2 separate regions of the Homo sapiens genome follow, and region 1 is linked to region 2. Evidence: chromatin loops called from intact Hi-C (ENCODE). Cell type or tissue: endothelial cell of umbilical vein. All regions are shown on one strand. Links, peaks and the distances in the headings refer to the core of each region. The heading gives the core; the rest is flanking DNA. Region 1 overlaps VPS36 (vacuolar protein sorting 36 homolog). Region 2 overlaps THSD1 (thrombospondin type 1 domain containing 1).

Region 1 (8,000 bases), core at 1-8,000, 55 kb before region 2:
ACCATTTATCTGAGAAACTCTGGTTTCTTTCTTTCTTTTTTTTTTTTTTTTTTTTGAGACAGAGTCTTACTCTGTCGCTTAGGCTGGAGTGCAGTGCCGCTATTTTGGCTCACTGCAACCTCTGCTTCCCGGATTCAAGCGATTCTCCTGCCTTAGCCTCCCGAGTAGCTGGGATTACAGGCGCGCACCACTGTGCCCAGCTAATTTTTGTATTTTTAGTAGAGACGGGGTTTCACCATGTTGGTCAGGCTGCTCTCGAACTCCTGACCTCGTGAACCGCCTGCCTCGGCCTCCCAAAGTGCTAGGATTACAGGCATGAGCCACCGCGCCCAGACCGCTCTGGTTTCTTTTAGTGGGAAATGATATTTCAGAACCACAATCTGCCTGCTAGTAATATTCATCAGTATTGGGTTGATCTTTGTTTCTAGGCTTTTTCAATGGACAGAGCTAGAATTTTGTTGTTGTTAATATAAAGTGCCTAACAAGAGCGTACTTATCTTTTCTATTCAAATTTAAGATGACACTACCAGATAATTACTAAAGCAGTTGAAAAAAAATTTTATGTGTTTTCCCCATTCTTTGTACATTTGAAAAATAGGTGCACTGTGTTTACGCTGTCTGAGCATACAGCCACTACATACACTCTCTGCCTCAGCTCCAGCTCTCATTGACTCTTAGTTTTATAAGTACCTCCATGTTTAGTACCACTAGTCCTTATGCTGAGCTCTCTGTGGTCGCTTTGGTTGTCTGAAGCCTCATTCTGTAGTAGATTTTTAAGGAAATGATCATAGGAACAATATTCCCTGTATCTGCCATGTTTGTCTTCCTTATACATGAAGGTCAGTTTTCTTGGATTTAAAATCCTCAGCTCACATTTTCTTTCTTTGAGTGCCTTCATTATATTACTTTCTTTCTTTTTTTTTTGGTCTGGCATGAAGTGTTGCTATCAAAGAGTGATGATAATTTTATTTTTTCCCCTTAAAAGACACTTGCTGTTTTTCCTAGATGGGCAAAGGATTTTTAAATTTTACTTTAAAGCCCAGTAATTTTACTAGAATGTGTCTGTGTATTAGTCATTCTGAGTTGTTATTCTTAGGTGCGTGCTGTGCTTTTTCAGTATATAGTTTCAGGAATTTTTTAATTTCAGGGAAATTTTTCTGCATTATAACTTACTTTTTTTTTTTTTGAGATGGAGTCTTGCTCTGTTGCCCACGCTGGAGTGCAGTGGCGCAATCTTGGCTCACTGCAACCTCTGCCTCCCGGGTTCAAGCAATTCTCCTGCCTCAGCCTCCCAAGTAGCTGGGACTACAGGTGCGTGCCACCACACCCAGCTAATTTTTTATATTTTTAGTAGAGATGGGGTTTCACCATATTGGCAAGGCTGGTCTCGAACTCCTGACCTCGTGATCCGGTCGCCTCAGCCTCCCAAAGTGCTGGGATTACAGGCGTGAGTCACTGTGCCCAGCCTGTAATTTTCAATAATTGCTTTGATTTTTTTTCTTCTGGGACTCCTATTAGCTGTATGTTGCAGTTTCACTGCCTTTCTTCACAATTTGTGACTCTAATGCTTTTCATTTCTTTCCTCATTTCTTTTTTATTTAGAAAGTTTTCCTCTTTTTCACCTCTTTGAAGGTTTCATCTGTTGTGTTTATTCACTAATGTCTAGTGTAGACTTTATTTCTGAAATGATTTTTTTCTTTTATTTTTAATTCTTTCCTGAGTCCTGTCACCTATTTCTGATTTATATTGACCCTTCATAGCTTGTATCATCTTCTTAACATCTTTTAGATGTTAGATATTATTTTGAAATAAAAGGTTAATAGTGGACCCTCCCGTAATTGAAGAAGGCACCATCCTCCCCATTTTAGGCACTGTTCTCTAATTGGCCTGCCTTCCTTTCTGGTGAATCCCTATTGGCTCTCTTGGGGCTCTTGCATTCTCAGGTCTGTGGTTACATTGTTGCTTTTCTTTTCTTTCTCCTGCCTAGATCCTGGCATTGCTACTTGTATTTTTCTTTCTGATACTGCCATACTAACTCAATGTTATGTTGAAAATAATGTTTTTCTTAATTTATAAAGTAAGTTATTTTGTTTCAGTCTAATTTTTTTGGAGTCACATAGTTCAAAGGATTCTACATAAGCATTGTGCTCACCATACGGACCATTAATTTATTCAGCAGGTCATTAACCATGCAGATCATTAATTTATTCAGCAGATATTCCTCCCTACTTTGTGCCAGGCCTTGTATCAGAGGCTGTGGATACTGTGGTGATGCACAGACACAGGCAGGCAAAGAGGCATTATCCACGGTGGGAGAAACACCTTGCAAGGAGAAGATATAGGCTGCAGCAGGGGTGTATAACATGATCCCTAACTTCTGTTGAGGTCACGGAGGGCTTGCTAGCAGCAGGAATATGGAAGTCAAAGGCTGAAAGATGAATAGGCTCTAGCAGATGACCAGCATGGATAAGAAGAACCCAGGAAAAGGGAATGGAATATGCAAGGCACATTCAAGAGTACTGAAGTGGAAAATCAAGAATATACTGAGTTACTGATGCTAATAGCCAAAGTGATAACTAAAAGTAAGTAAGAAATCATGCTGTAAGTCAGCTTAAGGGGGTACTCCTGGTTTTAAAACAGGTGCTGTTTTTCTCAAAATTGGAGTGGAAATTTGACTATAGGTGTGGTAGAGGGATACAAGGTTCCATAAACTGGCAGATGCAATTATAGAATGGATATGTGCATCTCTTTTGCTTTAATTTTTATTGTAGGTAGTTTCTTTACTCATTTTTTGATAGTTGACTAATTCCAAATTTTATAATAATTATAAAAATAAAAGTGAGGAAGCTTTTCTCTGTGTTTTATAATCACTTAAAATATTTATAGACATTTCTTCTAAGGCACAAAAATATTTACTTTTTTTATTGCCTATGTATAAGTTTACAGGACTTATTTACATATTCTTTGTGGACTCTCAGCTTATTTTTTCTACAGCAACATAATATAATAAATACAGTGATTTACCATATACAATTTAAAAGTGTTATCTTTACCAGTTTTCTTTACACAGATAAAAAAATCTATTAATATCTTATATATTAAAAGTAAAAACCTAAGTGTGCAAAATGTGTGTTTTATTTTTGAAAACTAGGTTGGTGTGTGATTTGCCCTCTATTTAAATGTTAGAATTGACTTAGTTTCAGAGCTGGCGCCCAGAGTTTCTCACAAAGGGTTTCCTGCATCTGCTGGCTCTAGCTGATAAGAATCCAGTGTTTAAGCCTTTTGTTTATCTAAGGAAATTCCTGTTAGGTGTGTGCACATTCCCCTTTGTTTTCAGTTATTAACCTTAGTGAGTTGGCCATAAGAATACGCAACACACTATTCTTTTAGCAAAATCCTTTTGCAGATGGGGGATGCTTTCCTGCAGATGGGCATAAGCTGATCAGAGCCACTATTATATGTTTCAGACCACCATATGGACTGATATTTCAGTTAATGACAAGCTGCTTAACTGGTTTTAAAAAATAACATCTGTATGCATCAATTAGATAAGATTCTGCACTGGGAGTATATTTTCAGTAACTTGAAATAATTTATTATAAATATATTTAAATTCAAAGAGGCCTTTGAAGTAGTTTTTTGCTGTAGCAAATTAAACAGTTGATTCTATGTAGATACATTTAGATGGTATTTGAATGTTTTTCTTTTGTGATAGCCACCATATCTACAAGCATAATGAGTATGATAATCAGAGGCTGATTATCTTACTTAAACTGATTATCTTACTTGCTAAACTTACTGTTTCAGTTAAGTAATACCTGTTTAAAGCCAAAATTATTGTGCCCAGAGAACTATTCCTGCAGCTGTGTATTGCCATTTTCAACCAGGAAAGCTTTGTAGTGCTTTTGATTCTTAGAGACTTCCTATTAGAAAATGATTTTAGAAAAAACCAGTGACAGTGACAGAATTTCTTACTTTTCTCAAATAACAGTAAATAATATTTTCTGAACTACTGTTTATATCACCTTTTGCTTATTTAATCAATAATAATTATTTTCTTTGAAAATGTGAAGTTCTTTTGCAGTTTGTTTGGAAAATGTATGGTTTTTTAGCTAAAATGAAATTTTAGAATAAGGTAGATTTATTATTTATATAAATAGTTATTAACAAATTGATATTTGCAAGAAAATTTAAATTTTTTTTTTTTTTTTGAGACAGAATCTTGCTTTGTCGCCCAGGCTGGAGCGCAGTGGCGCGATCTCGGCTCACCGCAAGCTCCGCCTCCTGGGTTAACGCCATTCTCCTGCCTCAGCCTCCTGAGTAGCTGGGACTACAGGCGCCCGCCACCACGCCCGGCTAATTTTTTTTGTATTTTTAGTAGAGACGGGGTTTCACCGTGTTAGCCAGGATGGTCTCGATCTCCTGACCTCGTGATCTGCCTGCCTCGGCCTCCCAGAGTGCTGGGATTATAGGCGTGAGCCACTGCGCCCGGCTGAAAATTTCAAATTTTTATGGGGAAAAAATAGAGGGTGCTTCATTTTTTTAAGTCATTTTAATTCTTTAGATGGATTTCAACCAAAATTCATTTCTCATTTCAGGCCTTTGAAGACCTCAGCAAACTAATGATCAAGGTATATGTCATTTATGCCTATTAAATTCATACCAATTATGATACAGTTTTTGAAATATATTTTGTTAGCAGACATTTTGGGGACAATAGTGCTTTTCAGTCTTTACTTTTTATTTGACAGGCTAAGGAAATGGTGGAATTATCAAAATCAATTGCTAATAAAATTAAAGACAAACAAGGTGACATCACAGAAGATGAGGTAAATAAGTTGCTTTTTTTAAGGCATTTGAAACTAGATAACACAATGCAGTAAGGTTTTTGTGGTTTACATTGGCTTTCTGAATGTACTGTTTTATTTATTATTTATGTTTTATTTATTGTTTATTTATTTATGAGACGGAGTGTCGCTCCGTCGCCCAGGCTGGAGTGCAGTGGCACGATCTCGGCTCACTGCAACATCCGCCTCCCGGGTTCAAGCGATTCTCCTGCCTCAGCGTCCCGAGTAGCTGGGACTACAGGCACGTGCCACCACGCCCGGCTAATTTTTTGTATTTTTAGTAGAGACCGGGTTTCACCGTGTTAGTCAGGATGGTCTCGATCTCCTGACCTCGTGATCCGCCTGCCTCGGATTACAGGCATGAACCACCACGCCCAGCCTGTTTTATTTCTTTTAGGACTTGAGGATATGTGAAAGTGCCAAAGAAAAGTCAACCGTAAAAATTATATTAGTTCTATTAGGATTAAAGGCTATTTCAATGCCTTTTTTTGGAGTGTAGAAAACAGAAATACTGAAATGTACAAGGAGTGGCTGTTTTATACATATCCCTAAGTTTGATGTTTGTTTCATTCAGTTTGTCTACAGTCTAATCACAGCCATTTTCTTTTCAGTTGTACTATTTGGTTGGCATTAAATATAGCAGAGGCATTTTCTGAATCTCCTTTCACATCAAACTTATGAAGTAAACAGAATATGAGAGACCAGGAGAGAAGTAGGAAGGAGAATAATTAGATGTATGCAGGGAACTCCTGGAAATCTGCTCCCTTATAGTTCACAGCATAGAAACACAGTAGAAGGAATGGGGATATGTAGACATAATTGAGTGGAATTGAATTTGTGATGGAAGAATTTCAAATATTGAGGTGGAGAGACTAATTCTGCATTTTCTCCTTTTTTATTATAGACCATCAGGTTTAAATCCTACTTGCTGAGCATGGGAATAGCTAACCCAGTTACCAGAGAAACCTACGGCTCAGGCACACAGTACCACATGCAGCTGGCCAAACAACTGGCTGGAATATTGCAGGTGCCTTTAGAGGTAAAAACTAAACCTATGTGTTTTTTTTTAAACTGTGTTAAATTAGCCCTATGTCATTAGAAATGTTAACAAGAGCATAACTATTTTCATGATATGGTTATTGTCAACTGACATGTTTTTTTTTTCTTTCAGGTATATTAAATAAGTTCATTGTGCTTATTATTCTTTGTAATTTTCTAAGTTGTTTTTAATTTTCATTTTTGACATCTATAACTTTCTAAATCTATTTGATATGAAGTTTTCCTTATTTTTAAAAAGGAAATATATGATCTTTCTCTGAATAGATATATTTCCATACATCTAGTCTTTACTATTTAGTACTATTAATCATTCCATAATATAGATTCATCTTCTAGTCTGATAGTATTCAGGCAGTCAAGAGTTTATTAAAGCACTTGTATTAAAAAAGATTTCAAACCTATGCCAAATAGAATAGTATAATGAATCCTCTGTGGCCATCATCCAGCTTCTCCTGTAAACCAACCTCCACTCAAAATTATTTTAAAGCAAATCCCAGACATCACATCACTTTATCTGTAAACATTTCATTATGTAACTCTAATGATAAATACTCCTTTAAATACAACTATAATCCCCTTTCATAATCTAAAAAATTAAAATACTTTCTTAATGTTATCTAATATCTAGTGTTCACATTTTCTTTTTTTTTTTTTTTTTTGAGGCGGAGTCTCGCTCTGTCACCCAGGCTGGAGTGCAGTGGTGCAATCTCAGCTCACTGCAAGCTCCGCCTCCCAGGTTCACACCATTCTCCTGCCTCAGCCTCCAGAGTAGCTTGGACTACAGGTGCCTGCCACCCCACTGCGCCCGGCTAATTTTTTGTATTTTTAGTAGAGATGGGGTTTCACCGTAGTCTCAATCTCCTGACCTCATGATCCGCCCGCCTCGGCCTCCCAAAGTGCTACATTTTCTTTTTTTTTTTCTTGAAACAGAGTCTCACTATTGTCGCCCAGTCTGGAGTGCAGTGGCGCAATCTCAGCTCACTGCAACCTCTACCTCCCGGGTTCAAGCGATTCTCCTGCCTCAGCCTCCTGAGTAGCTGGGATTACAGGCGCCCACCACCACGCCCAGCTAATTGTTTTGTATTTTCAGTAAAGACAGAGTTTCACCATGTTGGCCAGGCTAGTCTCGAACTCCTGACCTCAGCTGATCCCCCTGCCTTGGCCTCCCAAAGTGCTGGGATTACAGGTGTGAGCCACCGTGCCGGCCTAGTATTCACATTTTCTCTTACAGTTGGTCTGTTTCAATCAGGATTCATTGCAGTTTGTTGGTTTGTTTCAAAAGTTTGTTTGTTTGTTTGTTTTTAATTTCATGGGTTCTTTCTTCTCCTGCCTCTTACCTCCCACCCCACCGTGTGTTTCCTGAAGAAATTAGTTGTTTAGACTATAGGGTGTGCTTTTCTGGTCCTATGTATTTCCTATAAACTGGTATTTATAATAAAGGTTTGTTAGGGTTTTTTTAAATTATTATTGCAGGACTATTTCATAGAGGCTGTTGTGTACTTCCATCAAGAGATACATAATGTCTGATTGTCTTTTTTTAATTTTTAAAAAATTTTTTGTGATGTTAACAGCCATTGACAGTCATTACCTAGATCTGTTATTTCACTGGAGGTTGCAAAATGGTAATAGTCTTATTTAATTCTATACTTTCTTCATTTATTAGCTGTAATAAGTTAAAACATTTAAATGTATTTTTTGAAACATGGTGTAGAGCCCCTTTTTTCATTTAAGTAAATGTTAAAATGGTAATGAGGCCAGGCACAGTGGCTCACGCCTGTAATCCCAGCACTTTGGGAGACTAAGGTGAGCAGATCATTTGAGGTCAGAAGTTCGAGACCAGCCCAACCAACATGGTGAAACCCTGTCCCTACTAAAAATACAAAAAAATTAGCTGGGTGTGGTGGTGCATGCCTGTAGTGCCAGCTACTCAGGAGGCTGAGGCAGGAGAATTGCTTGAACCCGGGAGGTGGAGGTTGCAGTGAGCTGAGATTGTACCACTGCACTCTGGCCTGGGTGACAGAGAGAAACTCCATCTCAAAAAAAATAAAAATAAAAATAAAAATAAAGTGGTAATGACATTAAAATGCAAGTATT
Region 2 (16,410 bases), core at 4,008-12,007:
GAGGTGAAGGTGGTGTTCTGTGGAGCAGTTAGGGATGTTGGGGAATTTGTAATCAGCTGTCCCCTAGGGGACAGTACAAAGAGTGGGCAGTGGGAGGACGGGTGGAGAAGATGAAGCACAGAGCTGGTGGTGATACAAACATGGGAAAAAAAGCCATAGGACTGGTGACCAAAGGGGAAAGAGAGGGGAGGGTCAGGTGGCATTAGTTGGTCTCAGGTTTCCAGGTGTTTTGGTGGCAGTACAGGTGGAGGCTCCAGGTGGTGCCTGCATTTTGATGAAACATTTTGATGACCGTGGGACAAACCAGTTTGAGGAGGGAAAAAGAAGAAAAGTACCCCTCACAATGGAAGGTAGGAAGGGGAGTGGATGGCTGAAAATAGAAGAGAGAGAATGCAGAGGCTTTAACGCTTAGGAAAGACAATTTCTGGATAATAGAAGGGGGAAATGAGTTGTATTATGTATTGCCAAGTCTTACTTTCGTCAGTTAATTTCCCTTAAGATGTACATATGTAGGAACCTAAATTTGGCCTACCTAAATCATTTTGCATTTCACATTTTATACTTCCGATGTGCCTCTCAGAGGTACATTTAACAATAGGTACCATGTTTACATTATCGTAAGTGAACACTGACTTTTATCTTGAAAATTTCTGGCTGGGCGCAGTGGCTCACACCTGTAATCCCAGCACTTTGGGAGGCCGAGGTGGGCAGATCATGAGGTCTGGAGTTCAAGACCATCCTGGCCAACATGGTGAAACCCTGTTTTTACTAAAAATTAAAAAATGAGCCAGGGGTGGTGGCATGCGCCTATAGTTCCAGCTACTCAGGAGGCTGAGGCGGGAGAATCACTTGAACCGTGGAGGCGGAAGTTGTTGCAGTGAGCCGAGATCGTGCCACTGTGCTCCATCCTGGGCGACAGAGCAAGACTCCGTCTCAAAACAAAAAAAAAAAGAAAAAGAAAATTTCTACATGCTACTTCTGTGTGGAAACTTGGAGGCCAATTCCAGCAGGAGCTGGTGAGCATGGGAGTCACCTTGATTATGGCTTACCAGGTCACCTCGCTTCTGTGGGTCTCTGTTTTTGCAGTGTTTCCCCTTTGGTGATCTTGTTTGGCTTCAGCTGCCAGCAGAAATCCATATGTAAGACCAGAAATCCCAGTCCTTGTTTATTTTCCATCATTCCTTAACTGCTAGATAATTAGAGTGAGTGACTCAGAGACCTTAAAACCGTGCAGAGCAAACAATACTAGAAAATACATATTTGGGCTGGGCACAGTGGCTAACACCTGTAATCCCAGCACTTTGGGAGGCCAAGGCGGGTGGATCACAAGTCAGGAGTTCAAGACCAGCCTGCCCAATATGATGAAACCCCAGCTCTACTAAAAATACAAAAAAATTAGCCAGGCGTGGTGGTGCATGCCTGTAATCCCAGCTACTTGGGAGGCTGAGGCAGGAGAATTGTTTGAGCCTGGGAGGCGGAGGTTGCAATGAGCCGAGATCACACCATTGCACTCCAGCCTGGGCAACAGAGCAAGACTCCATCTCAAAAAAAAAAAAAAAAAGAAAAGAAAAAGTAAAAATACATCTGTTCCTCTGTGTTTTTTGTTTGTTTGTTTTGTTTTGTTTTTTTTTGCAGCTTTCCAGCCATCCAGCCCATCTCCTCTTCAGCCCCAGGGTCCAGTGAAGTCCAACAACATCGTGACTGTCACTGGTATATCCTTGTGCTTGTTCATCATCATTGCCACTGTGCTCATCACGCTGTGGAGGAGGTTCGGCCGGCCAGCCAAGTGCAGCACACCTGCTCGACACAACTCCATCCACTCCCCCAGCTTCCGGAAGAACTCGGACGAGGAGAATATCTGCGAGCTGAGCGAGCAGCGCGGGAGCTTCTCGGATGGGGGAGACGGGCCCACGGGGAGTCCAGGGGACACAGGCATCCCTCTGACCTACAGGCGGAGCGGGCCGGTACCTCCCGAGGATGATGCCTCTGGCAGCGAGAGCTTCCAGTCCAACGCCCAGAAGATAATCCCACCTCTGTTCAGCTACCGCCTTGCCCAGCAGCAGTTAAAGGAGATGAAAAAGAAAGGTCTGACGGAAACTACCAAAGTGTATCACGTGTCTCAGAGTCCCCTGACAGACACTGCCATTGATGCGGCCCCCAGCGCTCCCTTAGATTTGGAAAGCCCGGAAGAAGCTGCAGCAAACAAGTTCCGGATCAAATCCCCATTTCCGGAGCAGCCCGCGGTCAGTGCCGGGGAAAGGCCTCCCTCCAGGCTGGATCTAAATGTGACTCAGGCCAGTTGTGCCATAAGCCCCAGCCAGACTCTGATCCGCAAGTCACAGGCAAGGCACGTGGGCAGCAGAGGGGGCCCGTCCGAAAGGAGCCATGCCAGGAACGCCCATTTCAGGAGGACAGCGAGTTTCCATGAAGCCAGGCAGGCCCGGCCGTTCCGAGAGAGGAGCATGTCCACTCTGACTCCACGGCAGGCCCCTGCCTACAGCTCTAGGACGCGGACCTGCGAGCAGGCAGAGGACAGATTTAGGCCTCAGAGTCGAGGTGCCCACCTGTTTCCTGAAAAACTGGAGCATTTCCAAGAGGCAAGTGGAACCCGTGGTCCATTAAACCCTCTCCCTAAATCCTACACTTTGGGGCAGCCCTTGAGGAAACCAGACCTTGGGGATCACCAGGCAGGATTAGTGGCCGGAATTGAGAGAACAGAGCCCCACAGAGCTCGTCGGGGACCGTCCCCCAGTCACAAGAGTGTCTCAAGGAAGCAGTCTTCTCCCATATCCCCCAAAGATAACTACCAGAGGGTCAGTTCTCTGAGCCCTTCTCAGTGTAGAAAAGACAAGTGTCAAAGCTTCCCCACTCACCCTGAGTTTGCCTTCTATGACAATACGTCGTTTGGCCTCACTGAGGCTGAGCAGAGGATGCTGGACCTCCCAGGATATTTTGGGTCAAATGAAGAGGATGAAACCACAAGTACACTTAGCGTGGAGAAGCTGGTGATCTAGACTGAGAATCAGCCTGAGCTTTACACAGCTGGGGTCTGCTACTCGCGTTTTGTAGACTTTTGTGTAACTATTTGTACCGTAGGACAGAATGTGAGGAGGAAGTAACACACAGAGGAGGATGTGTGTGTATGCATGTGTTTGAATTCACAAGGAAGAAATTATTTATCTTGAGCTTTTTCCTTTGTTATTCAATTTCTATTGATTTATTAGTAATAACAATGATAATAAAATGTAAATGAGCAAATGGGGCTTGGTCTGTCATGTGGCTATGAAAGATAAGATGTGACTTTTGAGTAGAACATGCTCTGAACATTGCATTGGCAGTTTCCAACCTGAAGCAGAAATCTGGAACCTCAACTAAAAAGGGATGGAGCGAAGTTAACTTAGTGTCATAATTCTGAATTGCAATTTATTAAGTTATAAATACATTAAGAATTTGACTCCTACAATGGCAGCATCAAACAGATTTCATATTTGGCTGATTAAGTTAGTTATGACCATTAGACTGCTGAACTACTTAGAAATGGTGATACCACAGATATTCAAGAACTTTCAGATTAGAGTTGAGTCCAGGTGACTTGACAAAATTATATGAATTAATTCTGCTTTAAAGAGATAATGTAAGAAGCTGGTGGTTCAGGTAGTGAGTCAAATGAAGACCTATCTGTTCTGAGCAAATAAATAGTAAACATTTTGGAAAGGACAGTATTGTCTTCTGAGGAAATGGGCAGTAGGTACTGACCATGCCACTACCTGGGACCAGGATGCTGATTACATGTTCCTGGACCAAACTGGCAGCAGATACCTCAGCGTGAGAACTGGTGCATGTATGTTTTTCTTAAACATAACTTTATCATGTTGTTCAGAAAATGCATTAATTAGGTATATGTAAAGTAAGTAGAACAGTTTACAATTTTTTATAGTTTTTACAGTTTACAATTTTTTACAGTTTAAGCTTTTTTTTTTTTTTTGAGACGGAGTCTTGCTGTGTTGCCCAGGCTGGAGTGCAGTGGCGCGATCGCAATCTCAGCGCACTGCAACCTCCACCTCCTGGGTTCCAGCGATTCTTCTGCCTCAGCCTCCTGAGAAGCTGGGACTACAGGTGCTCACCACCAGGCCTGGCTAATTTTTGTATTTTTAGTAGAGACAGGGTTTCACCATGTTGGCCAAGCTGGTCTGGAACTCCTGACCTCGTGGTCTGCCTGCCTCGGCCTCCCAAAGTGCTGGGATTACAGGTGTAAGCCACCACGCCCAGCCAAGCTTTTTTAGTTAGAAGAATGAATTAAAGAAGGAAATAAGCCTTTTTAGACATTTAGAATCCCTTTTGTTTGTGTTTGCAATCTTCTACACTTTACAGACAAAGCTTTTTTTTTTTTTTTTTTTTTGAGACGTAGTCTAGCTCTGTCACCCAGGTGGGAGTGCGGTGGCATGATCTTGGCTCACTACAACCTCTGCCTCCCGAGTTCAAGTGATTCTCCTGCCTCAGCCTCCTGAGTAGCTGGGATTACATGCACCTGCCACCAGGCCCAGCTAATTTTTGCATTTTTAGTAGAGACGGGGTTTCACTGTGTTGGCCAGGCTGGTCTCGAACTCCTGACCTCGTGATCCACCTGCATCAGCCTCCCAAAGTGCTGAGATTACAAGCATGAGCCATTGCACCTGGCCACAGACAAGACATTTGAGATACAGGGAGAATAACAGGATTGGCTAGGACATGCACTGATAACATTATTGTAAATATCATGCTCTTTCCACTCTACCATCACAAACTTTACAAGTCTTTTTTTTTTTTTTTTTTGAGACAGAGTCTCCCTCTGTCACTCAGGCTGGAGTGCAGTGGCACAGTCTTGGCTCACTGCAACCTCCGCCTTCTGGGTTCAAGCAATTCTCGTGCCTCAGCCTCCTGAGTAGCTGGAATTACAGGCATCTGCCACCACATCCGACTGATTTTTGTATTTTTAGTAGAGACAGGGTTTCGCCATGTTGTCCAGGCTGGTCTTGAACTCCTGACCTCAAGTGATTTGCCTGCCTTGGCTTCCCAAAGTGCTGGGGTTACAAGCATGAGCCACCATGCTCAGTCTACAAGTCTTTTCTAATAGCAGAAACATCAGGAGAAACCTGGCCCTTTTTAAGAGGGTATGAAGAGACACTTCTATTAGCTTTTCCCAATGGAAAGAAGCTTTCCATTGCTTAATGAAATGTTAGGACTGGTTTTGCAACTTGCTTTTTTTGGCAGTAAAGGCCAAACAAAAGAATCTAAAGGTTTTGTTCCTTTATTAGAAGTCTGTCATTAGTTTTAGTTACCACATGGGCAGTCTGCAATCTCATGTACTCCTTTCAACCCTTGACCCTAATGACTTATCTGTATCCCTAGAGTAGCTGCATTTTTCTTCTTTTTCGTGGTGACCTCTCTAACTGCCACACCCACCCTGCCTTTTAGATTTTGTTTTCTGTCTTCCTTTTAGAGTTTATCAGGATGTCAGCCTGCAGGTGATGTTTCAGGGACCATTGGAGAGAGTGAAATTAGATGGGAAAAATATCACAAATGCAAATACTGCAGTTTTCTATTTTTCTCTCATATTTGTTGCATTGCCACTTCATTTGTGTCATTTTAATTGAAAATCAAAATATACCTCCTTTCGGCAATGTTTTAACATTAATTACCTTTTAGGAATAAGAGGAGTAGATTATTCAGAGTTCTCGGACAGCTGGTATTTGCTAATGCCAGGAAGAGGAAACCAGATTTTTTAATCTTCATTTTCTTTGTTTATCATGCTAGAAAGCTTTGTTGTCTTTCCAAGTTCACAGGCCTGCATGCCAACCTTTGAGGACAAAGGGTACATGCTTGCTTGTTTTTGATTTCACAGTGATGTACCCTACAGTGTCAGACCAAAACAGATATGGGAAAGGTGGAAAGTAAAGGAAAATACTATGAACAGAAAGATTTTCTGTTAAATTATGTTCTTATCCGTTATAATCAGACATCTAAATTAATATCGCAGTGAGCTAACACCAGCATCTAACATTTTCTCTATCTACCTAGCCCACTTTTCTGGAGCTCTAAGAATAAAATCTCTGGGCCAGGCATGGTGGCTCACGCCTGTAATCCCAACATTTTGGGAGGCCGAGGCAGGCAGATCACCGGAAGTCAGCAGTTCGAGACCAGCCTGGCCAGCATGGCAAAACGCGGCCTCTACTAAAAATACAAAAATCAGCCAGGCTTGGTGGCTGGCGCCTGTAATCCCAGCTATTTGGGAGGTTGAGGCAGGAGAATTGCTTGAACCTGGGAGGCGGAGGTTGCAGTGAGCCAAGATTGTGCTACTGCACTCCAGCCTGGGTGACAGAGCAAGACTGTCTCAAAAAAAATAAATAAATAAAATCTCTGTATTTCAAAGTTAAGCTAATTTGGTCTCTGCCTCTGAGAAAAAGGAAGATGCCTCAAGCATTGTCTTTGGTGGATATGTGGGAAACTTCATTAGAAATAATCTAGTCTTCACCATTGTGTCCCTAAGTCCTAGCCCTTGTGGCTGCCATAGAGTAGCAGCTCAATAAAATTTGTTCAGTAAATGACCAGCTATTCAAAAGCTTTCCAGAAACGGGAACACAAACTTCTACAAGAAACAAAAGGCATGCTGGCATTAGATTGATCATCAGCTGCACTAAAAATGGTGGAATAATAGCTTGAAAGTTCAGGGGGAAAATGATTTTCAACTTGAGACGCCTCTATCCAGTCAAATTACTTGCGAGGGCAATATAAAGACATTGTTACACATGCAAAGACTCAGAAAGCTTACCTGCCAGGCACCTTTTCTTGAGGAGTTATTAGAGCATGTACTCCATCAATAAAAGAGCAGAATATCCTGAGGAAGCCATGGGATTCAGGCAGCTGCAGATGTGACTCAGAATGTCAGTTTTGTGGGTGACTAAGCCACCAGTTCATATTTGAGCAAGAATGGGGGATCCAGGAAACAAAGGTGTTTCATGGAATATACAGTTGGAAGAACTTGAAGATATACTTCAGGCAAAGAAAAGGAAAATAAGCACCTAGAAATTTTATTTTCTGAAAGACTCTATAAGAAAACCATAAAACAAATATGAATTAAGTTAAACTGAGTCATCAATGGGCTTTCAAAAGAAAAATATTCCAAGAAATAGAATGGGTAAGATGGCACAGATTTCTTCTTTCAACAACAAAAAAATACTAGGCAAAGCAACAACAACAACAAAGTAAACTAACCATGATTTTGAGAAATAGAAGCACAGGGTTGAGACATTGTGATTACACAGAGGAAAATCAATCACAGCATACTACTTGGCTCTGCTGTGGACCAACATTTTCATAATGTTAATGCTGCTTATTGGTTATTGTCTATTAGAACCAACTTATGGAAGACAGGCCAGGCGCGGTGGCTCACGCCTGTAATCCCAGCACTTTGGGAGGCCAACGAGGGCAGATCACGAGGTCAAGAGACTGAGACCATCCTGGCCAACATGGTGAAACCCTGTCTCTATTAAAAATATGAAAATTAGCTGGGTGTGGTGGCACATGCCTATAGACCCAGCTACTCGGGAGGCTTGAGGCAGGAGAATCACTTGAATCTGGGAGGCGGAGGTTGCACTGAGCTGAGATCACGCCACTGCACTCCAGCCTGGCAAGAGAGTGAGACTCTGTCAAAAAAAAAAAAAAAAAGCAAAGAAAGAGAGAGAGAGGGAGGGAGGGAGGGGGAGAGAGAGAGAGAGAGAGGGAGAGAGAGAGAGAAAGAAGAAAGAAAGAAAAAAATAGTTACTGAAGGGAATATAAATGTTGTCAGTCATGGATATCTAGGAGAGTACAGCTTTGAAAAGTTTGGAGGTAGAGGGGTTTGAGGCTGCAATGAGCTATGATTGCACCAGAGGTACTCCAACCTGGGCAACAGAGGGAGGCCTCATTTCTAAAAAATAAGAAGTTTGGAGGTAGAAGCAAAGGTGGGGAGTTCAAGAGAAATAGGAGTTCAAATCTCCTGTCACAAAATGGAGAGCCAAGAGGTGCTGTCTGTATTTAATAGAACTAAAAACAAAAGTTTAAGGATATCAAAATTACTAGAGTGGACAATAGGACTAAAAATTGTGATGTTAACTATCATGTGCACCTTAGGGGGGTGAATTAAGCTGACTTTTTATCAGTCCTTGCAAGAGTCAATAGTGTCACAAAATAGCAGCTTAATCCTATTCATACAGTTGAAGATCATCAGGAGAATTTAAAACCACAAAGGTCAAAGTGGTTGCCCTTTGGAAGTGGGACTGAGGCTGGGGAGATAAAAAGCAAGGAACAATTGCTTTTTGTTCTAGGTCTTCCTCTACTCTTAACCTTTTTTTTTTTCTTTTTTTTACATTGACAAAACAAAAACCAAACATAACAATCCTGGTAGGTATCAGAGATAATCTATTTTAATGTCTGGAAATATATTCGGTGAGTCATCTTGTGGCTATTAGGGGGAGGATTTGCTCCTAGTGTTAATGGATCTCCAACCTCCCCCACACCATTTTTTCCCTTCCTTGGGGAGACTAGATGGTTCATGCCGACAGCTGCCCTGCCCTGCTGATGGTTCTCTGGTCATTCCAGCTGTGGCAGTCTCTCACTGCCTGCCTCTTCTCAGGATGCCACCTCTGCTGCCGGTGTGGGTGGGTGGGTGTGGTGCCCCCCCATCCTGCTGCTGCTGCTGTTACCAGTTTCTCCCTCAACTGTTGCCAAAACACATCACGTGGCATTTTATTATTATAAATTGATTGATAAAAGTTCAAATGTATGAACTTAAAAGTTTACTATTTAGCTGATAATTATATAATTACTTGTAATTAAAATTTTGCTTTTTCTGAGTTTTATACCGTAGAACCACTTTAAAAATAATTTTTCCTTAAAAATAATGTATGCTCATTATAGAATATTTGAAAAACAAAATTGCTCCATTCCTCTTCATCAGCTTGGGGTACAAAAAGAAATTTCATTTGGTCAATATTAAATTAGATGGCTATATAGGCTGAGTAGGGTGGTTGATGCCTATAATCCCAGCACATTGGGAGGGAAAGGCGGGCAGATCATCTGAGGTCAGGAGTTGGAGAGCAGCATGGCCAACATGGTGAAACCCCGTCTCTACTAAAAATACAATTAGCCGGCTGTGGGGAGGCGGAGCTTGCAGTGAGCCAAGATCACACCACTGTGCTCCAGCCTGGGCAACAGGGCAAGACTCTGTCTCAAAAAAAAAAAAAAAAAAAAAAAAAAATTAGCCGGGTGTGGTGGCGCGCGCCTGCAGTCTGAGCTGCTTCGGAGGATTCTCCCGAGGCAGGAGAATTGTTTGAACCCAGGAGGCGGAAGTTGCAGTGAGCCGAGATCAGGCCACTGCACTCCAGCCTGGGTGACAGAGTGAGACTCTGTCTCAAAAAGTAAAAAAATAAAAATAAGTAAATAATTAAATAATTAAATAAAAAGACGGCACTGAGTCCAATATACCACTGTTAAAGCTTCTCTTTAAGGTCTCTCTTTCCTTCAGTGCTTTGGCCTGAAATAACTCCTAACTCCCCAGGGATGCTTACGCTTTCTCTTCCTAAGGTGTCACTCTGGCCAGAAATGTGGAAGTCATCCTGAACTCTTTCCTCCTTATTCTTCATATTTACTTAATACTAAGTCCTTGGAGAATTAAGCACCTCGCCCAGGTCACAAAGCATCCACTTAGTGCGCCTTAGGAGCCAAAATCTAGTGCTTAGGAGGCTTGGGCTAAAGCACACTGTTTTTTAATTTAATTTAATTTAAATTTTTTTTTTACTGCTCCTTGCAGAGCAGGAGTACCCCATAGGCAGTATGCCCAGAGTAGCCAAGCACACTATTCTTAGGTAGGGTTATGCTTATTGTGGGTGGCAATAAGCCTTCTTAATGGAAGATGTGGATGGAATAAAGCTGCCTCAGGTGCCCCCAACAGCTCCCACCCCGGAAACTTCTCTTGGCATTGTTGCCATCATTAGGTACTAAGTGGTAAAAGTAGCATTCACTTCCTCCGTGAGTTTGATGTCAAACTTTTTTTCTTATTTTGTTTTTTTTCAAAACTTTATTAATAAAATTTCCAAGTAATCAAAAAAGTTGAAAGAATAGGATAGTAACATTCATATATTTATCACCAGGCTGAAACAACCATTAATATTTGCTATACTTATTTATCAGGTTGAAGTATATGAAATGATAATAAAAAGGCCGGGCGCGGTGGCTCATGCCTGTAATCCCAGCATTCTGGGAGGCTGAGGCGGGCGGATCACTAGGTCAGGAGATCGAGACCATCCTGGCTAACACGGTGAAACCCCGTCTCTACTAAAAAAATATCAAAAATTAGCCGGGCGTGGTGGTGGGCGCCTGTCGTCCCAGCTACTCGGGAGGCTGAGAGGCAGGAGAATGGCATGAACCCGGGAGTCGGAGCTTGCAGTGCACCGAGATCACGCCACTGCACTCCAGCCTGGGCGACACAGCGAGACTCCGTCTCAAAAAAAAAAAACAAAGAAATTATAATAAAAATTGAATAGAAACAATTTCATGTAGTTCAATTTACTGTACATGTGTTGTTCAACAATTTGAAGATTTCTTTCAGATACACATGACACTTCAGAGTGTATCTTCTAAGAATAAGGTTGTGCTTCGGCCGGGCGCGGTGGCTCACGCCTGTAATCCCAGCACTTTGGGAGGCCGAGACGGGCGGATCACGAGGTCAAGAGATCGAGACCATCCTGGCTAATACGGTGAAACCCCGTCGCTACTAAAAATACAAAAAAATTAGCTGGGCCTGGTGGTGGGCGCCCGTAGTCCCAGCTACTCCGGAGGCTGAGGCGGGAGAATAGTGTGAACCCGGGAGGCAGAGATTGCAGTGAGCCGAGATCGCGCCACTGCACTCCAGCCTGGACGACAGGGAGACTCGAAAAAAAAAATGAAGGTTGTGCTTCTACAAAACACATATTATTATTATTACACCTAAGAAAGCAATTCCCTAAAATAATCTAATATCCAGTCTATGTTCAGATTTCCCCAAGTGCCCACAAAATGTCTTTTATAGCCCTTCTTTTTCTGATTCAGAATCCAATTAAGATTCATGCATTGCACTTGATTATGCCTTCTTTTATTCTACATTATCCCCCAAAATACCCTTTTGTTAAAAATGACATTGACTTTTTAAATGGATGGAGCCAGTTGTCTTGTAGAATGTAGATTGCCCTTTATTTTTTTCTGGACTATCTTTTCAAGGATGTTTAGATAAAACAGCCTTAGATGGTGAAGATAGCATCTCCCTCTACAGCAAAGTAATTTAAAATGTTTTTATTGTAAAGAGCATATAAAATTTGCCATTGTTAATTGTAGAGTTCAGTAGTGTTAAGTATATTCACATTGTTGTGGAACCAATCTACGAAATGTTTTCATCTTGCAAAACTGAAACTCTATACCCATTAAACAACACCTCTCCATTTCCCTCTCCCTCCAGCTCCTGGCAACTACTATTCTGACTTTCTGTTTCTATGAATTTGAGCACTCTAGGGAACCTCACATGAGAGAAATCACACAGTATTTGTCTTTTTGTGACTGGTTTATTTCACTTAGCATGATGTCCTCAACGTTCATTCATGTTGTACCATGTGTCAGAATGTCCTTTCTTTCTAAGGCTGAGTAATATTCCATTGTGTATTTACAACATACATATTGTATGTTGCAAATATGCCACATTTTTCTTATGCATTCATTCATCAATAAACATTGGTAATGCTTCCATCTCTTGGCTATTGTGAATAATGCTGCTATGAACATGGCTGTAAAATATTTCTTTGAGATCCTGTTTTCAATACTTTTGGCTATATACTCAGAAGTGGAATTGCTGGATCATATGGTTATTTCTATTTTTAGTTTTTTTGAGAAACCGCCATGCTGTTTTTCATAGCATTACACCATTATACATTCACACCAACAGTGTACAAGACAGTGCACTCTGTTGGCCAGGCTGGAGTGCAATGGCACAATCTTGGCTCACTGCAACCTCCGCCTCCTGGGTTCAAGCAATTCTCCTGCCTCAACCTCCCGAATAGCTGGGACTACAGGTACATGCCACCACGCCCAGCTAGTTTTTTGTATTTTTAATACAGACGAGTTTTCACCATGTTAGCCAGGATGGTTTCGATCTCCTGACGTCGTGATCCACCCTCCTCGGCCTCCCAAAATGCTGAGATTACAGGCATGAGCCACCACACCCAGCGTAACTTGTATTTTTAGTAGAGACAGGATTTTACCATGTTGGCTAGGCTGGTCTTGAACTCCTGCCTCAAGTGATCTGCCCGCCTCGACCTCCCAAAGTGCTGGGATTACAGGTGTGAGCCACTGCGCCCAGCCTCATTGTGTTTTTGGTTTGTATTTCCCTAATCATTAGTGAAGTGCTTGTGGGCATGTGTATATCTTCTTTGGGGCAATGTCTTTTCAGATCTTTTGCTCATTAAAAAAATTGAGTTGTTTTGTGAGCCATAGGAGTTCATTATATATTTTTATATGAACCCCTTGTCGGATGTTTGATTTACAAATATTTTTTCTCATTCTGTGCATTGCCTTTTAACTCTGTTGATTGTGTCTTTTCATACACAGATCAATTCAGATTTTAACAATACATATTAGCTTCTATAATTTGATATATGAACACTTTTTCTCACACTGATCACCTTAGTTTCTAATAATATCAAAATATTTGCTTTGTCCTAAAACATACACAAAATAGTCACAAAATCAAAGTGCTATCTTTACTACTAAAAATAAGATACAGTATGAAGTTCGATATGTTTTTGAAATTCTTTTTGTCCTTAGAATATACAGTAGTAAGATGTATATCTTACACAGTGTTCAAAATTCATTCCAAATTTTTGTCTCTGTGTGGCTATATTATCAATTCAACACAGAGTTTGGGTAATTTGTTTCAGTCTGTTTTTAATTTTACTGTTAGCTTCTTTTTTCTTTTCTTTTCTTTTTTTTTTTTTTGAGATGGAATCTCTCACTGTCACCCGGGCTGGAGTGCAATGGCGTGATATCGGCTCACTTCAACCTTTGCCTCCCAGGTTCAAGCAATTCTCCTACCTCAGCCTACCGAGTAGCTGGGATTACAGGCATGTGCCACTATGCCTGGCTAATTTTTTGTAATTTTAGTAGAGATGGGGTTTCACTATGTTGGCCAGGCTGGTCTTGAACTCCTGACCTCGTGATCCACCTGCCTTGGCCTCTCAAAGTGCTGGGATTACAGGCATGAGCCACCATGCCCAGCACTGGTTTTTCCTTGAATATGTAAAATGGTTACATGGATTAAAAAGAAAATCTCTATACAAAGATATATTCAGAAAAGTCTTGCTTCCATTCCTATCTCTTTTAGCCCATTCCACAAACTTCTACCCCAGAGGTTTTTTATTTGACCTTCAGTATACATTTATGCACAAATAAGCTATATATTTATATGTTTATATTTATATTCTTATTTCCCCCCATTCCTTACACAAAATATAAAAATACTGGTATCTTGAAGCACTTTACTTTAAATGCATGAATCTTAAACTCTCTTTCTACTTAAAAAAATCTGCAAATAAGGGTCATAATAACCTCATAAACTTAAGAAATTTCTGATTCTAAATGGTAAATTATGAATACCTATTTAAGATGGCAATGAAGGATATTCACTGTATCATCATGGAAATGTATTACTATCTTGCCTTTGTCGTTCTTATTCTCCTTCCCTGTCTACGGTAAATATACAGCTGCCTGAGAGAATGGATTTACAAGCCTATATTCCCATAGTACTTTGCTCATAAACCAGTTTCCCATTCATCTCATTGTTTTACAGTTATTTATATATCTTTTCCCCTAATAGTGTGTGAGCTCTGAGAGCAGGGATCATATATCCTATTCTTTTTTGTATGTAAAGCCGCGTGCTACAGGGGAAAGTTCATTGTCTTTGGAATTTTGGCTCTATCACTTCCCAGCTGCATGAGTTTGTGCATGTTACTTCACCACTGTGGACTTCAGTTTTCTCATTTATAAAAAATAATATCCTATTGCAGGACTCTTGATAACACTAAATGAGACAGTGTAAGTAAAGGGCCCCATGAGTGGCCCACCATCCTCTGAGCTTCCAATGCTATGTGGCCAACATTTTGTTTATTCCTAGATTCAACTTCCTTTGCATTGTGACATTAGCTCTTTTGATAAATTCTACATATGTGTTTGTTTATTTTCTGTATCCCAACCAGTCAAAACCACCATGATATGCCTGTATTTGCTCTATTGAGAATAGATGTTCTTTCTTTCCAATTTATAGCAAAGATGGAGTCAGTGTAGGGGGTGAGTTGGTAACACCTGTTTCACAACTCTAGGGAGCAACATTCTCACAGACCAGAGTGAAAGATGGCCTCTGAGAGACTGTGCAACTTCACAACCTGGTTTTGTATCCTCCAACCTACACACCTATCTGTTTCTAAGCCTTTTTTTCCTACTTTTTCTTTACCTCTTCTACCTGTGCTTAGGAACTCATGCTTTCCCTTTAGCGTTGAGCTTCTTGGAGAAGTTATTTACTCCATTGCTCCTCTTTTATTAGCAATTTTCTTCCTCTTTTCCATTCACTCTTCAATTAATTGCAGTCTAGCTTTTGCTTTCCCTAGATTGAAACACATTCCAGAAAAATCAGTTTAATTTCAAACCTTTGCACTTGCTCACTGAAACCTTTCATCAGTCTATTACATTGGATTCATACCTCTCCCAACCCCAATTCCATATCCTCCTTACCTGATTTATTTTTCCTCAGAGCACTTATTCAATACATTAAATATTCACGTATTTATTTGCTTATTGTCTGTGTTCCCCACTAGAATGTAATACTAGAGGGCAGGGATTATTCTTTTTTTTTTTTTTTTTTTTTTTTTTTTTTTGAGACAGAGTCTTGTTCCGTGGCCCAGGCTGGAGTGCGGTGGCACGATCTCGGCTCACTGCAAGCTCCGCCTCCCAGGTTCACGCCATTCTCTTGCCTCAGCCTCCCGAGTAGCTGGGACTACAGGCACCCACCACCATACCCGGCTAATTTTGGGTATTTTTAGCAGAGACGTGGTTTCACCGTGTTATCCAGGATGGTCTCGATCTCTTGAACTCATGATCTGCCCGCCTCGGTCTCCCAAAGTGCTGAGATTACAGGCGTGAGCCACCGCGCCCGGCCAGGATTTTTATTTTCTATTTTGTTCACTGCTTCATCCCCAGTGCCTTGAATAGGAGATGCACCTAATGGGTGCTTCATGCATATTCACTGACTTGAACAAATAAATGCATTTTCTTATCTCCAGATTCATTGTGTCCTTTTCCATGTCGTCCTTGACTTCTCAGGGACACTTGACACTTGCTTCTGTGAACTTCCATGACCACACTCTCTCTTGGGTTTCCTCCTGTTTTCATACCACTTTCTTATTTCCCTTTGCCAGCTTCTTTTCTTCTTACTCTTAAATATTGGCCATTCTGGTGTTGTCCTTGTTATCTTTCTCTTCCAACTCTATGCTTTTCCAGACAAGCTTATCTACACTTGGGGATTCGAATACCATCCACAAGATGAGAATTCTCAAGCATATATTTCCAGCTCTTGACTTTGCTCCTTCCATCATTGAAATGGCCCTCCCATGTTGAATCCCAACACATTTTTTTCCTCCCCAAACTGCTCTGTATTTAGGTTAAGCACCAACACACAACTGATTCCCCAAGTCAGAAACTTAAGAGTCACCTTGAACTTCTCCTTCCTTTCACCAGCACTCTGAAGCAGTAGGACATCAAACTGTCCGTGTTATCCCGGCTCGCTCTATACCCATTGCACCGCCTTATCATTTCTTGCTTGTCCTGTTTCATTAATTTTCTAAAATTCCCTTGCCTCCTTGTCTTGCCTTCCTCTAATTCATCCCACATGTGGCAGCCAGAGCGTTCATTTAAAAATGCCAACCTGCTCATGCTTCTCCCCTTAAAGAGTCCCCGTTTTTGTGATTCTCAGCTGTCTGCAGAAATCATCCAAACTTCTTGGCACAGTATGGAAGGCCCTTCAAGATCTGTCACATCTTTTACCCTGATACAAATATTCTGCATATGGTATGGACTACTTATAATTCTTTAAAGAAGCCACACTCGTTCTTATCTCCTCTGTACATGCTGTTCCCAGTGTACTTTGTACATGCTGTTCCCAATGCAGAGATGCTGTTCCACGCTTTGTCTATCTGGTGAGCTTCTACTCAGGTCTTCCCTGATATCCCCAGGCAGAAACAGAAGCTTCCTCTGCGTCCTCTCCTACAAGTACCTCATTTACAGCACTGTTTGCATTTGCAGGAATTGGTTTTCACATGTCTC

Evidence for each region. A loop is a pair of places that touch in the nucleus more often than their neighbours do. Peaks named below come from ENCODE experiments on the same cell type or tissue, not always from the same donor. Only the 100,000 strongest peaks of a DNase experiment are listed, where the experiment ranks them.
Region 1: it touches region 2 in a loop (4-fold over the local background); 1 of 110 quality-filtered maps calls a loop at or near these places.

The regions. Positions count from the first base shown.
Region 1 is chr13:52,423,818-52,431,817 of GRCh38, reverse strand. It overlaps VPS36 (vacuolar protein sorting 36 homolog), which reads left to right. Exons shown (of 14, transcript NM_016075.4): 7 at 4,599-4,631; 8 at 4,752-4,829; 9 at 5,752-5,886. Among named protein-coding and RNA genes, the nearest start is that of THSD1, 22 kb to the right of the region's middle. In endothelial cell of umbilical vein, for the core only: no CTCF peak of the experiment used is centred there; a DNase peak (open chromatin) is centred at 3,317; H3K27ac peaks cover 4,285 bases.
Region 2 is chr13:52,364,015-52,380,424 of GRCh38, reverse strand. It overlaps THSD1 (thrombospondin type 1 domain containing 1), which reads left to right. Exons shown (of 5, transcript NM_018676.4): 5 at 1,636-3,258. The coding sequence ends at 3,014. Among named protein-coding and RNA genes, the nearest start is that of THSD1, 34 kb to the left of the region's middle. RefSeq lists enhancers at 1,996-2,495, 2,496-2,997. In endothelial cell of umbilical vein, for the core only: no CTCF peak of the experiment used is centred there; DNase peaks (open chromatin) are centred at 5,814, 8,044 and 8,434.